2 separate regions of the Mus musculus genome follow, and region 1 is linked to region 2. A link is a contact called in ENCODE Hi-C or POLR2A ChIA-PET data. All regions are on one chromosome and are shown on one strand. Each heading gives the region's core, a stretch centred on a gene start or an enhancer-like site at or near the end of the contact. The rest is flanking DNA. Distances are from core to core; before and after follow the strand shown.

Region 1 (4,567 bases), core at 1,141-3,640, 66 kb before region 2:
CTTGCAAACTTAACCAGAGACTGGTCTCAAACCACACATCAGCCCTGCTTGTTGTCCTTGAACATGCAGGAAAATCGCCTGAGAGCCTTGTTAGCAGAGCCAGAGAGCAGGGTTAGGCTGGGACAAGACCGTCTTTCTCTCCAGCAAGTTCTCAGACGTCAATGGCCTCTGGCTAACATTTTGAGTAGCAAGGTGCTAAAGCAATGGTTTTCAACCTGTGGGTCATGACCTCTTTGCAAACCTCTATCTCCAAAAATATTTACATTAGGACTCATAACAGTAGCAAAAGTATAGTTATGAAGTAGCAAAAAAAATAATTTTATGGATGGGGGTCACCACAGCATGGGGGGCTATATTAAAGGTCATAGCATTAAGTTGAAAAACCACAGCTTTAGAGTAGCTGTTCTCTGAATCCCAGCAGCCTAAGGAGTAGCAGCTTTGTAGCACTGAGGGGTCATGACTCGGTTTGTGGTGATGTAGTAAGTTACAAACGAATAGGCCTAGGGCTAAATTCTAGCCCCTACCTGGTTGTATAAAGTTTTATTAAAACACAGCCACACCCAACTCCACGTACACTGGCAGCCCTCATACTACAAACGCCAAGTTGAGTCATCTGGAAGAGATCGACTTGAAGACTTACAAAGTGTAGCAGATATGATGATGCATACAGTATACATTGGTACTTGGAAGACTGAGGCAAGAGGATCACCCTGAGTTCTAGGCCAGCCTAGGCTACAGAGGTGAGAGGTTGTCTCAAAAAGGAAAGGCTGGAGAGATGGCTCAGTGGGTAAAAACACTCTCTGGGTAAGCCCAACAGATTGGGTTCAACTCTGAGATCTCTGGTTCCCAGAAGTTGTCTTCTCATCTCCCTGTTGATTTGTGTCATGGTTCACACCAGCGCTGCCCCAGTCCCCATAAATAAAATGTAAAAGGAAAGAGGGAGAATCAAAGAGAAGATACCCAGGAACACTGGAGGTTAGCTTGTCCCCAGGATGAAAATGACTTGAACTGGAGTTCCCAGAACACAGTGTTAGGATTCTTACAGACTGATGGCTGATTAGAGCTTTGTGATTGTAAAGTTGCAGACCCAGAGACAATTATCTTGGACTATCTTTAATCCCCTCTTGTCTGACCTAACATCCCTGTAGTCAGCAGGAAGAACCTTTGTAATGGTCCAGCCAAGCAACCCTCTAGCTTCTATGGTCCCTGCGGCCAAGGTGGTCACCAGGCAGTACCTGCAACCAGGAGATTTCCTACCCTGCTGTGACCTGCCAACCTGGTGTTCCCAGCAGTGAGTTGGTACTTGTGACTGTTTTATCCTGTGACTATGAAAAGTCACCTTTCCACCGTGCAGCTTGAACTTATGGTTCCCAGTCCATGGTCCCTTGACATTTAGCTCAGAGTCAACCATATCTTAGTCCCCTATAAGCAAGCAGCGGGCTTGTGCCACCAGTGAGGTCCTCACTTGAGTCTGAAAGCAAGGAGCTGTGGGGAAGGCAGGCGTGCGCCTCAGAGCTCAGGAGAAAGAGGTCACTTCTTCTCTGTGCTTCGATGCAGCTTGGACTTGGGCTGTGATGGATGAGATGAGGGCCACTCAAACTGGGCATGCCTGCTGAGACCATCAATCTTGATGGAACTCTTTTTTTTTTTTTTTTTTTTTTCTAGACAGGGTTTCTCTGTATAGCCCTGGCTGTCCTGGAACTCACTTTGTAGAACAGGCTGGCCTTGAACTCAGAAATCCACCTGCCTCTGCCTCCCAAGTGCTGGGATTAAAGGCATGCACCACCAACGCCCGGCTTGATGGAACTCCTGAGCATCCATCCACTCACAGACATATCCCGTAACATCTTCACCAGCTCTGTGAACCATCCAGAGCTGCCAATGTAAGAGTTAGCCATCTCATTCAGTCCTCATAGCTACACCTTAGTAGGTTATTGTAATTTTGCCAGTCTAGCAAATGAAAGAAAACACATCTGTCAATTAGGAAGGGCTCTGTAGACGTGGAGTACAGATTGCATTAGGCTCAGAGAGGCTGGGAAACTCACAAGGTCACAGCAAATAAGAACAGTAGCTGAGCTATGGAGCGTGTGTGACTCCAATACTGGTCAGTTTTAGGGAGATGGAGTCATCTGTCCTCTGACGTGCAGCACCAGGGAGGCTTCGGACACACCCTGCCGAGGCTCCCTATTTTGAGTGGCAGGCACCCTGCCTTATGGGGATGCAGAGGAGTGAAAAAGGAATTCTCTCTCCCATGCCACCCTTTCACAACCACTCCCAGCCAGGGCAGGAAAAGCCTGGCAGCTGCCTGATCCAGTGTGCCAAAACTCCTCCCATGGGGTGACCCCCTGGGGACCAATCCCCAGAGGTCCCACCCAGACTCTGGGATGAGCCAAACTGTGCCCTGGAGCCTGTTTCCCTAGCTTTGTGGGAACGGAAAGATGAAAATTCCAGGGGAATCCCTCAGAGCCTGGGCCAAGATGCCAGGCAGCCGTGTGTGTGTGTGTGTGTGTGTGTGTGTGTGTGTGTGTGCGCGCGCGCGCGTGCCCTTGTTTGAGTGTGTAGTATAACAAGGCAGGAGGGTATTAGTCTGGAGAGAAATCTGTTCTTTCCAGAGGGCATCCACTTCTGCTCTGAATGGCTGAAAACTTGAGTAGGCCTTGCCTCAAAGAAAGGGACTCACACATTGGCTAAAGTTCTGAAGCGTTGTTTAATGAGGTGCAACCAGAGCTGCCTAGGCCCCAGCCTGAGGAGGTGATGAAGGGAGCCTGCTGGCATCTGAGAAGGAGTTCCTTAAGCAGAGGGGACAACTTCTGTAAAGGCCCTGTGTGTGATAAATGCCTGCTTGAGTTTTCTTCTTTGTTCTTGTTGAGAACAGCTTTCAGAGTTTAGTCCAGTCAGGACCTGGACTTGTGATCCTCTGAAGTGCTGACTTGCGGATGTACACCACCATACCCTACAACCTGCCGCATTTGATATAAACGTGGGAATAGCACAGCTCTGGGAACAGGTTGGGGTGGCTTCAAAGGAGGTAGAGTGTGTGTGGGTATGTGTACACATGTTACATACATTTAGTAAGAGCTTGGAACTTGAGGCTCTGCATTCTGCAGCATGTGCCCACTTGCCCAGGCTCTCCTCTCCAGAGGCCTCCTGGGTTCTCTGCTTCCTGCCTGGTTGCCTGGAGAGTCTGAGCCACAGGAGAAAGCACAACTCTGGGGCTGGGGCTGGGGCTTGGGGCGGGGGGTGTCCAGTTTCAAAATTGTCTGTACATTTCTCCCAGAAGCTGGAAGCCTGGGGTGGGGCCAATTCCCTTGTGGGAAGCGCCTGTGGGTTCACATGCACAGATAGTAAACAAACTCTATCCTGCTTAGGACTCCTTGCTGGAACAGACAGCCTGGGCTTAGCTCCACATCTCCACCTGCAGCAAGGCAATTAGCCCAGCCCCTTCCTGCTGAAGAGCCTCAGTTTACCTAGTAGTTCTGCACTTCTAAGTCAAACAGGGGTTTCTATGACCAAGTCACCAAGGATTCTGAGAAGTGTCCCATCCACAGAGTCAGAACCTCAGTGGGGCAGAGCCCAAGAATCTCTAGAACTTTGACTTTTACTGTTTAGATAGTATTTTCCCCTTTGAACTGAAGATTCTTCTTAAAGGGAAAGTTTCGTCTACATGTATTTTATCTTGTGTGTATGTATGTGTGCATGGGATGGTGCATGGGTAGAGATCAGAGGACTCAGAGAGCAAGTTCCCTCTGTCCACCGGGAGGGTCTCAGGGCTAGAACTGAAGTCATCATCAGGCACAGTGGCAAGTCATTTAACTAATTAATTTTGAGTCAGGGTCTCCTGTGGCCCAGGTTAGCCTCACTGGAAATGATCCTCCCACGTCTACCTCCGGAATGCTGGGATGGGAGAAACGTGTCACAACACCCAACTGAAAGAAACTCTTAGGACTGGGAGCTTTCTGTTTTCTGCCTTTGGTCCTGATGAAGAGGATGAGGTTATCTTTTGTGTTAGCGCTTGGCACACATTGTTCATGTGAAGTTCCTGGCTCCCATCTTTATGTGCTCCGTGGTACCACTAGCAGTGTGCTTTGCATTCCTAGACACTGGTTTTGATTATTGCTCTGTGGCTCTTCATTTTATGTGCCATTACAACCAACCATACATGCTATCTACTCGCTTGGATTAGCAATGATTTCACAGGGGATTGGGACGTTAACCTTTGTCATCTTTCTCTGTGTTGTGACACAAGCCTGATAGAAGCACTTTGCTCACCAGGAAGGCTGATCCAGGATGCTCTCCTGCTCAGGGTGATGGCCCTGATAGCTCAGGAAGGCCCAGGCCCTGGCCAGAGAACACTGTCAGGATCATGGTCCACAGTCTTTCAGAGACTGGGTCTCCCACTGGAGATTCTGGAGACACTCGGGCTTCCGGGAGTTTATCTCAGTGGATCTTGTGGGGCTCTTAGTCTCCTTTGGATGGAGACAACCCTGGCTCTCAGTGATGGGCTGGATAAGAGGCTGTGGGGAAGGAACATTTTGGCAGCAGAAACACCCACCTGGGCCTGGGCAGA
Region 2 (5,138 bases), core at 1,998-4,497:
GGTGATCCAGACTTGCAATTCCAGCTGTTTGGGGTTCGAGGCCAGTCTGGGCTGTAGAGAAAATTCCTGGTCAGCCTGAATAATGTAGTGAGACAGCAAGAATAAAGCTGTAGATGCATGGGGGCATTGGGCAAGGACCCGCCTGGCATGGGAGGGCCTGGAATTCTATCCACCACAGTGAAAAAACAAAACAAAACTCCCAGAAGACAGCATTCTTTCCTGAGTCTCAAAAGAACACTGTGTCTGGGAGGCTCAGCTTCTTTTTACATATAGTATATAAAAGTATAAACTCTTTATAAAGTGTATACATATTCTAAATGCAACCTCAATTCGTAATATAGAGCAACTGGTCCTTAAAATATTATTCCTTGAGGACCAGGGATTGCCCAATGGGTCAAGACAGCTGCTGAGCCAGCCTGGCAACCCAAGTTCAATTACTGAACTCCACATAAAGGAGGCAGGAGAGCGCAGACCCCATCCAGTTGACCTCTGACCTCTACATATGTGCCGTGTGGCGCTCGCACACCCATACACAGTAATCAATGTAATAAAAATTCTTAAGGGCGGTCAGTGGACAACCTTCAGGAGGCAGAGTTCTCCTTTGTCCTGCAGATCTTAGGGATAAACTCAGTCTTCAGCCCACTGCCGTCGCTGCCTGCAGATTCCCTCATTTATTGGAGATCAGCCTTTTGAGCTACTTGGGCCTTCAGCTGATCAGACAAGACCTATCCACGTCTGGAAAGGCTCTCTGGTTGCTCCAAAGCCGATGGGTTCAAATGTGGACCTTATCGCAATTACCTTCTCAGCAATACCCAGACAAACTTAACACACTCCAGAAAACCATAGCACACTCCCACTGGACCTGATAGCTCTGGTCTGAAATTCTCCTATTCAGGAGGCTGAAGCGGGAGAAACACTAGTTTTGCTCAAGACTAGCTTCAGTAGCTGAGTAAGACCCTATCTCAGAATTTATTTTTTACACTGTAGGTCAGGGAACCTGGAGGTATGGTTCAGTGGTAGGGTGTTTGCCCAGCATGCAGGCAGTTCAGTCCTCAGTACCACAAAGAACAGCAGAAATGGAGTTCCCACTGGCTGCTTCTTACTTATGTCTGTGTGGATGTGGCCAGGCACTGGCTTGACAAAGCACATGTGTAAAGGTCAGAGAACAGCTTGTAAGAGTCAGTTTTCCTTCTCCTGTGTGGGTTCTGAGGATTGAACTAGAATGGTCAGGCGTGGAGCAAGTGTCTTTACCCGCCTAGCCATTTTACCGCTCCCTCCCCAACACTTTAATGGGACCAGGCACGTAGCATTAAGTAAAGCAAAATCTTTCTTCAATTCCCCTTCGACCCTTCAAGAGGAAATCTTGGCTTGGCGCTAACACATTTGAAAACTTCCCATCCACACTTGGCATCTTGTTTAAGCAGAGAACTAGCTGGCCTGGCACTTGGACCTTCTTCAGCAGTGAGGGATTTGTCTGGATGCCCATAGGTGGCCTTGCTTCTATGTGACTCCCAGCGCGCTTTTGAGGGCTTTCCTTAGTGAGCAGATGCTTCCTCTTATAAAGCTGCAGGCTTCAGAAGTGAGCAAATGTCTGACTGCTCATTGCACAGTACTTGGACATTAGGGACAAGATGTCCTGTGGGCAGATGTCCATGTGGGCCCGCTAGGGTGATTCCTAAACATCCCTGTTGTCCCCATGACAGCTGCCTGTTCCCCGTCCTCCTAAAGATGGCCCAGATGGTTTACTCTCCTGGTGACTGCCCTGCAAGGGTACTGGGCAAATAAAGTTGGCAGTGGGGGAAAGCCGGGAGATGGGAGAGGGGATTCCAAGGAGTTTATGCAAAACACAGCTATAGGTCCAAAGAGAATGACAGCAGTGGCCCAGGGAACATAAGCTCTGGTTGCCCTGAATGATGCTTTCCAGTGGAATTGGTTACATGAGCTCTTTGTAGTCACAGAACAACAGGAGGTCACCAATCAAGGCATTTTTTCCAGATACACTGGTGAGGGTGGCAGATAGGTACCAGAGGTGAGCTCTGCAAGAGGTCTCACTGTCTGCTGACATCCTCGGATCCTGTGGTTGGTGGCTGCCACTCTGGCAAGCTTGAATGTTCCAAGAGGATTCACCTGACAGTCACAAGATGTCCAGTCTAACACCCATGAATTGCTGTCAGGAGGACTAAAGACAGAGCAAGGTAATCTAGACTCACCACATTCCAGCTCTCTACAATCAAGGTGCTCTCTCAGTCAGCCTCGTGGATCTTTACCATGGGTGTGGCTTTGTTTGTGGTACTTCTGCTCTCAAGGGTCTACTTCCTGACTGGTGATGACCGCAGGCCCATAGCATAGCCAGGAGCCAGCTCTGATAAGATCACTTTTATCTAACTATCTCCCAGTAGTCCCAGAGGTGGGTATATCCATGTCACCCGCACTGTTTTTGAATGAGGAAACCAAGGCACAACAGTTATACAATAGACCCATTCAGTCTACCCGGCTCCAGTCTGTGGCTGTCTATTATTATTATTATTATTATTATTATTATTATTATTATTAATTATTTACTATACAAGTCTTTGGTAAACCTCTGCTGGTGTCAATCTTGCTGTATAGCCAAGAATGGCATCGAATTCTTGATCCCCCTGCCTCAACTTTCCAAGTATCGGGTTCTTGGGCATGTACCACTATGTATGTCCAGTCTTATGTGGTGTTGAGGATCAAACACAGATCTTTGTGCATGCTAGGCAAGTGCTGTACCACCTTAGCCACATCCCCAGCCCAGCCTGTGTCTGAACCTCCTTTTGCAGGAGTTACTTCCTGCCACTGGACTGATTCATGGCTCCTTCCTCTATTGACTTACTAGTTAATCAGATGGATAGCTGGTTTCCTAAATGAGCTGCCTGCAAAACCCATCTATAGAAGTGACAGCTCTTGTCCCTTATGAAAGAGGAAGTGGCCATTAAAAGGAATTCATATGGGATTACTTCCAAGTCACTAATAGTAAGTGCTCTAGAATGAAAAGAACATTGCTAATGGGTGCATGTACTGGGAGCACCCTGAATCTGGGGCTCACCCACCCCTAGGAACCCCTTCCAAGCCAGCCCCCACCACACACACACAAATACCTGTAAGCACCCTCTGTGGGATGCCTGCTGGGTTTATTGAACAGTGTTAATTACAGGAAGCCCCTTGGGTGCCAGGGGTGAGCACTGTCATTGTCTGGGGCAGGAAGCAGTCACTGGTAGAATAACAGTAATTATTCAACAAGTATTGTGTGTGAGGTCATCTGGCTGTGATACTTGTCATCCTGGATTGTTGAGGGTAGTTTTCTATGATAGAGGAGGGCTGACCTCCACACTCAAGGGTTTAGAGTAACTGTGCTCCCTGCTAGAACCTCCACAAGTATTAAGCATTAAGTAAACTTAACAAGTATTTGCGAGCAGCCTTGCCACTGGGGGAGATGTGAAGTGGTTTCTGTCCTTGAGGAACTCTGACTGGAATAAAGCAGTGTTGTCTCTGAGTATCCATCAGCTCTTGCTGTATAAAAATCTTCCCAGAGGGTAACAACTTCAACAGAAAACTCGGCTTTTTTGGTTTATGATTTCCCAGGTGGGCACTCTGGGCTGTGTTCAGTTGGGCTCTGGGAAGGAGAGAAAAGTTAGGGTTTGAGCCTCTGTGTACAGCTAGGGTAGGGATGTCTTTTCTAGAATAGCCTGTCTTTGAACCATGTGGCCTATTATACTTCAGCTAGCCAGTCTGACCTTGTCCAGGCCCTCAGGACAGAGGACAAGGAGTGGGGACATATGCACCTCTTAAAGCTGTGGGTCAGAAGCTGGGCAGCTTTCTTTCTGCCACTTTTTGTAGATAAACAAGTAGCCAGATCAGCTGGGGTTCCGTGGTGGGACGGATCCTGCACGGCTGGCTGTTACTTTTACATTCCTGACCGAAACAGCTGAAGGGGAGAAAGGTCTGTTTGACTTATGATGTCAGAGGGATTTCAACCTATGGCGATGGGGAGGGCGTGGCAATAGGAGTGTGTGGCCCGGGTTCCTTGGTCTTAGTGGACTGGGAGGCAGGCAGTATGAAGGAACTCAGGAAGGTCAGGCTCTCATCTTCAAAGACTCACCCCTCCTTACCTCCTTCCAGCCAGGCCCACCTCCCGGATCCCACAGTGTGGGACCTAGTGAGTAAACGTGCTTGCCACCAAACCTGACAACCTGAGTCTGAGTCTCAGACTTTACACACACTCGTTCCCAAAATTGTCCTTCCACCTACACACACACAGACACAGATACACACACACACACACACACACACACACACACACACACACACACAGACACATAGACACAGATACACACAGACACACACAGACACACACACAGACACACACACACATGCTCATGCTCTAATTTGCTGAAACTATTAACCTTTTCCTTCATGTACATGAGGGACTCTGGGACTCTGGTCTCTCTCTCTCTCTCTCTCTCTCAATTATAATCAAATTATAATATTTTTCTGTTTCCTTTTCTCCCTCTAAACCCTTCCGTATGCCTCTCCTTGCTCTCCTTCAAATCCATGGCTTCTTTTTTCACTAATTGTTATTGCATGCATGCATATATATATATATATATATATATATATATTTACTCCTAATCAGCCCATGTGATTTTACTGTTATATGTTTTCAGGGCTGGCCATTCTTATAGGGTTGTCCAGTCATGTCGGCCTTTCACAATGGCCAGTGGTAGGGACAGTCATTGCCCTCTGTTAGGCTTCCTGGAATTGGGGTTATTCCCCTTTAAATGTTTGGCTGAGTTAACCAGTGAGTCAATCTGGGCCTGGGGCTTTTTCCCCATGGCTGCCCCACAGCTCTTCAGGTCTGTTAAGCTTCTGCCAGCCGGAGGTTCAGCTCCTGTTGGGCACATGCTCCCCTTGCATAGGTTCATCTCAGCATCTCTGGTGCGAACCTTGGAGACCAAGCTTGGGTGTTATTTATTTCACCCAGGGCCTACCATACCACTATGTGCACTGGCAAGCCACATCTGTTTGTTTATGTACTCTTGGACTTCCTGGGGCTAGAACCTCCTAGATGCACAGAACTCACAGTATTCAGGTATTCACATGTCACCGAGTACCTG

What was found. A loop is a pair of places that touch in the nucleus more often than their neighbours do. ChIA-PET counts read pairs that join two places held with the same protein, here RNA polymerase II (POLR2A).
Region 1: a map of T-helper 17 cell shows a loop between it and region 2 (2.8-fold over the local background). The contact joins two enhancer-like sites. A Hi-C loop is called at or near these places in 3 of 37 maps with a recorded cell type or tissue (T-helper 17 cell and heart). POLR2A ChIA-PET finds 5 or more read pairs at or near these places in 4 of 5 experiments (Patski and embryonic stem cell).

Annotation. Positions count from the first base shown.
Region 1 is chr16:10,364,539-10,369,105 of GRCm38, reverse strand. The region is part of intron 5 of Tekt5 (tektin 5); the gene reads left to right. Among named protein-coding and RNA genes, the nearest start is that of Gm41419, 4.5 kb to the left of the region's middle. Within about 2 kb of position 2,390, at least 1 of the 3 ENCODE cell types and tissues checked has a DNase peak (open chromatin) inside an H3K27ac peak, as active enhancers do; it is heart, where a contact is called at or near this core.
Region 2 is chr16:10,298,685-10,303,822 of GRCm38, reverse strand. The region is part of intron 1 of Emp2 (epithelial membrane protein 2); the gene reads left to right. Among named protein-coding and RNA genes, the nearest start is that of Emp2, 13 kb to the left of the region's middle. Within about 2 kb of position 3,247, at least 1 of the 3 ENCODE cell types and tissues checked has a DNase peak (open chromatin) inside an H3K27ac peak, as active enhancers do; it is heart, where a contact is called at or near this core.